Regions from separate parts of the Homo sapiens genome. Here region 2 is linked to region 1. A link is a loop called in an ENCODE intact Hi-C map of the cell type or tissue named here. Cell type or tissue: heart right ventricle. All regions are shown on one strand.

Region 1 (2,500 bases):
GCCCAAGAGATAATTTTTGTTTTGTTTTTGAGACAGGGTCTCACTCTGTCACCCAGGCTGGAGTGCAGTGGCATGATCACGGTTCACTGCAGCCTTAATCCAAAAGATAGTTTAAAAAACAAAAAAGTTCCTGTATTAAACCCAGTTGGACATTAAAGATTTCCTCCTCCCAGCAAGAGAATTCAATGCTGTGATTTCACGTACTTCCTCACAGCTTGATGTCTAATGCCCGAGAGTCAAGAGTTTAGAAATAAGGGAAGGGCCCACTTCTTCCCTGTTTAAACTCACAGGAAAAAAGCAATTTAAATATTCGAGGCCATTTTCAATGCCAAATGCCCCAGCTTGGTGTTTTGGTGGGAGATGGGTACTAAGTTCTTAGAAGGCTCATGATCCTAAGGGACTCGTTACCTTTGGGGAGCCAGAGCCAGGTTATTTTTATTCCTTTCACTTGACATAGAAGATATTGTTTTTAATCCTATTTTTTTCTCTCTTTAAATCAAGATCAAACTAATAAGATCCTTTGTTACTTGGCTCTTGATTTTCTGGTGATAAAACTTTCAAGATATGAAGGTATGATATGGAGGCCAGAATAAGCACAAGCTGGAAAATTCTGGTTTTCAGTTTATTCTTTGGCTAGTGGATTTGATCTACCTCTTCTTTGCTCTGAACATGAATACTGGACTGTTGGGATAAGGCACTCGGCCAAAGAGAGACAGAAGAAGCAGAATGCTGCCTGAATTCACTGGGCCCCTACAGAATCACTGACAAAAACACTCACATTCCAAACATTGTTTAGTTTAGAAGGTCAATTAAGTCAATAAAGAGTAAGCCAACATGTCTACTGCTGCAGTGCCTCGATTAAAGATTAGGCTCTTTATAATAAATACACTTCAAGAAAATCTTCATGACTTCTTCATCTTCCTTGATTTCCAAGTGTTATTGACCTCACCCACATGACAGGGTTGTTTACCTGGCCTGACCCAGTAGAGTACCCTATTAGTTAAAAAAATTTTTTTTTTTTAGAGACAAGGACTTGCTATGTTGCCCAGCTGGTCTTGAACTCCTACCCTCAAGCTATCCTCCTGCCTTAGTCTCCTGAGTAGCTGAGATTACAAGTGCATGCCACCTCGCTTGGCACAATAAGAAATTTAAGACAGTTTGGTAAACTTTACTCTTGTAGGTGTTCTTCACATTTATTTTTACTCAGGTTAGCTAATGTCTTTATCAAAAGAGACATATTTAGTATTTTCCAGTTTAAAGAATTTATGAACTATACAAAAGTTAAGTGTGAGGAATTTTTTTAAAAAAAAAAAACATTTTTTAGAAGGTTAAAATGTAGCATGTACTACAGTAAAAACTCTTTCCAGTACTGATTTTAAGGGCTGGCTCTGTATATAGAAGCCAGTGGCTTTGAGCTGGAGGCGTGTGGCCCAAACAGATTTGGCCAAGAGGCCAATACTGAAGGTTGTCCAGCTGGAAAGCAAGCATTGCATACTGCAGAATAATCACCACAGCCGACATCCCTGTACACAGAGCTGTAACTCAGACTGAGCTCAAAGAAGGAAGAATTTTATGCTCAACACGAGCAGGTTCTTAAACTCGTCCTTGCAGAAATTCCAAAGTTCACATGAGGTCAACTGTATGAACTGGATGCAGAGGTAAGGTCATTTAACAGTTCAAGTAAATGTTTACCTTTTCTCCTCTAAGGTGGCTCACAGAAAACACAAAGTTAGAGTGAAGGGCCAATGAAGATGATAATCGTTATTGTTTACTGGTATTTGCTGGACTCTATGCCATGCACTTTTATATTATTGCCATTTTTTTTTTTTTAAAGACAGGGTCAGTCTCTGTCGTCTAGGCTGGAGTGCAGTGGCGTAATCTTGGCTCACTGCACTCCTGGGCTCAAGCGATTCTCCTGCCTTTGCCTCCCAGGTAGCTGAGATTACAGGTGTGTATCATCACACCTGGCTTTTTTCATTTTTAGTAGAGATGAGGTTTCACCATGTTCTATCAGGCTGGTCTCAAACTCCTGGGCTCAAGTGATCTGCCAGCCTGGGCGTCCCAAAGTGCTGGGATTACAGGTGTGAGCCACCATGCTGGGACTTATTGCCAAATTTCTTAACAGTCTTTCTCAGCTTTCTCGACCAGGCAGTCAAACCTTCAGCTGTTGGACTATAAAGCACAGGTTCTCTCCCGCTGCAGGCCTTTCCTGACCATCTCTCTCTAAGTGATACACTAGATGGAGGAGATTAACACACAATAATATAAAAATTAGAAATGCAGATCTGGTCCCTGTCTGTGAAAAGGTTGCTGTTGGTAAATATTCCTTTTGGACAAACCTAGCCAATAAGCTTAGACCGACTGTGACTGTGCACCCTCCTTCCCCAACTAGATGGTGAGAGTTCCTCATAGACTGGGATCTTCCTGAAGGCAGGGACTCGAATCCACACCTGTATTCCCATCGCAGAGGCTGGCCCCATCATTGTCTGGAGGATGCTGG
Region 2 (2,500 bases), 88 kb after region 1:
AAGATGTTAATCTACATAGTTGGCCAGGCACAGTGACTCATGCCTGTAATCCCAGCACTTTGGGAGGCTGAGGCAGGTGGATCACTTGAGGTCAGGAGTTCGAGATGAGCCTGGGCAACATGGTGAAATGCCCATGTCTATTAAAAGTACAAAAAATTAGCCAGGCTTGGTGGCAGGCACCTGGAGTCCCAGTTATTCAGGAGGCTGAGACAGGAGAATTGCTTGAATCTGGGAGGCAGAGGTTGTAGTGAGCCAAGATCGTGCCACTGCACTCCAGCCTGGATGACAAGACTCTGTCTCACAAGAAAAAAAAAAAGAAAAAAAAAAAGCCTACATTGTCAGGGTGAGATTCAACAGAACTGTGTTTTAGGGGTAGTTCATCAGGAGGATATGTATTCTGAAAGATTTGGGACCCACAAAAAATTTCCTTGTAAGCAATTGTGAGGAAGGCCACCTGGGGAGATAGATGGCCTTCCGTTATCACATACTCATTCCTAACTAAGTACCCAGAGAAAAACATGGACAATAACGTTCATAATAGCGCCATTTGTAATAGCTTAAGGTTGTAAACAGTCCAAATATCCAAATGCAACGATCTGTTTAGGAGCAAAAGGAAGGCAGTTTTTGTGTGACTCAGTTTCCAAGCTTAATTTTTCCCTTTGACATAGTGAGTTTGGGGTCCCAAGGCTTTATTTTCTTTTCACAGTTATATGCCCTATCATGATGATTTATTATGAAGCCATATTTTAGTCCAATTAATCTGGAGGCAATGTTCAGAGAAAATTAGAAATAGGAGAGGTTGGAGCCAGGTAGAAGAGATAACAGGTTATTGCATTAGTTTCAATGTAAGTTGTTAAGGGCCTGAACTAGACAGTGGAAGTAAAAAGAAAAGAATAACAGTGATGTGAGCATAGATTCTTCAGGACTTCCCCACAGATTAAATATGGGGTGCAAGAAAGAGAGAAGGGTCAGAGATGATCCCAAGGTGGTTCTAATATGGGAGAGAAAGGTAAATTTACTTTAGATCTGTTGAGATTTTGGTGACACATATATTCAAGGGAAAGGGAAAATATGACATCATTACTAGAAAGGGAGCATTGGTAAGCAGGGGAGAGGCTGAGTTTTGTAGACAAGGGGATTTGGAGTCATAGTTTCTAGGTAACACGTTGCAAAAGCTGTCCACAGTACAAGATAATGGAAGTCATAGGCATAGACAAGTTTCAGAGAGAAAGAAAAGCAGACCAGGTTAACTTGAACTTGGGAGAATGAAACTTGGCAGGAGGAGAAAAACAGTGAAGGAGCTTGAGAAGTTACCACCACAAAGGGAGGAAGGGTTGACAGCTAACATTTATAAAACCCTTACTAAGAGACAAGCACGATTCTAAGAGTTTTAGATTTTTTTAAATATTTAATCCTCCCAATAACTCCACAGGGTGAATATGATTATGCCTGTTTTACAGATTAAGAAACTGAGGCCAGAGAGGTAAAATAATGTGCTTGAGGTCACAAAAGTGATATTAAGTAAACCCAAAATTAAAACCTTGGCAACATGAGCATGCATAATTCTCATTCTTAAGTATGTACCCAAAGAAACACACGGACAATAACATTCACAATAGCACCATTCGTAATAGCTTAAGATTGTAAACTGTCCAAATGTCCATCAACACTAGAATGGATAAACAGATTGTAGAACATTCATATTCAATGGAATACTATGCAGCATTGGGAATGAACAAATCATTACGATAAGCATGCCACCAGCATAAAGGTGAGTGAAAGAAGCCAGTCATCCAAGAAATGTATGCTATGATTTTATTTATATAAAGTTCAAAAAGAGGTAACACATGGCTGTGGTGTGAAAAAGTCACCTGACCTTTGTGAGGTGGTAGAGACTGGGAAAGGGCCTGAGAGGGGGTTCTTGGGTGCCAGTGATGCCCTGTTCCTGAGCTGGGTGGTGGTTACACAGGTGTGTTCACTTATGAAAATTCATCAAGCTGCTCACTTATGATTCATGTACTTTTCTGTGTGTAGGTAACAAACAAAAAGTACTAAAAAACAAGAAAGCAAAATAGAACCAGGGCATCTGATTTGAGGACCTACCCCCTTAACCACAGAGTGATCCAGAGAACAAGGGTCTTTTCTCCTCTTCCACAAAGAAAAATGTGGAAGGGGACCTTATAAAATTATAAATTTAAAAGAAATTGAAGAGATAGATCAACCAAATGGAATGTATGGGTCTTATTAGCATCCAAATGAAAACAAACCGTAGCTGGGTATTATGGATCATGCCTGTAATCCTAGCACTTTGGAAGGCTGGGGCAAGTGGATCACTTGAGCCCAGGAGTTTGAGACTGGCCTGGGCAACATGGTGAGACCTCATCTCTACAAAAATACAAAAAAGTAGCTGGACATGGTGGCATGCACCTGTAGTCCCAGCTACTTGGGAGGCTGAGGTGGGAAGATCACCTGAGCCCAGGAGGTAGAGGCTGCAATGGGT

The links. Peaks named below come from ENCODE experiments on the same cell type or tissue, not always from the same donor. Only the 100,000 strongest peaks of a DNase experiment are listed, where the experiment ranks them.
Region 2: it touches region 1 in a loop (2.3-fold over the local background); 19 of 110 quality-filtered maps call a loop at or near these places.

The regions. Positions count from the first base shown.
Region 1 is chr15:89,164,108-89,166,607 of GRCh38, reverse strand. The region is part of intron 5 of ABHD2 (abhydrolase domain containing 2, acylglycerol lipase); the gene reads right to left. Among named protein-coding and RNA genes, the nearest start is that of RLBP1, 56 kb to the left of the region's middle. In heart right ventricle, no CTCF peak of the experiment used is centred here; a DNase peak (open chromatin) is centred at 1,464; H3K27ac peaks cover 2,230 bases.
Region 2 is chr15:89,076,554-89,079,053 of GRCh38, reverse strand. All of the region lies in intron 3 of CARMAL (coronary artery disease region linked MFGE8 regulatory lncRNA), which reads right to left. It also overlaps a transcript of ABHD2 not described here. Among named protein-coding and RNA genes, the nearest start is that of ABHD2, 11 kb to the left of the region's middle. In heart right ventricle, no CTCF peak of the experiment used is centred here; no DNase peak of the experiment used is centred here.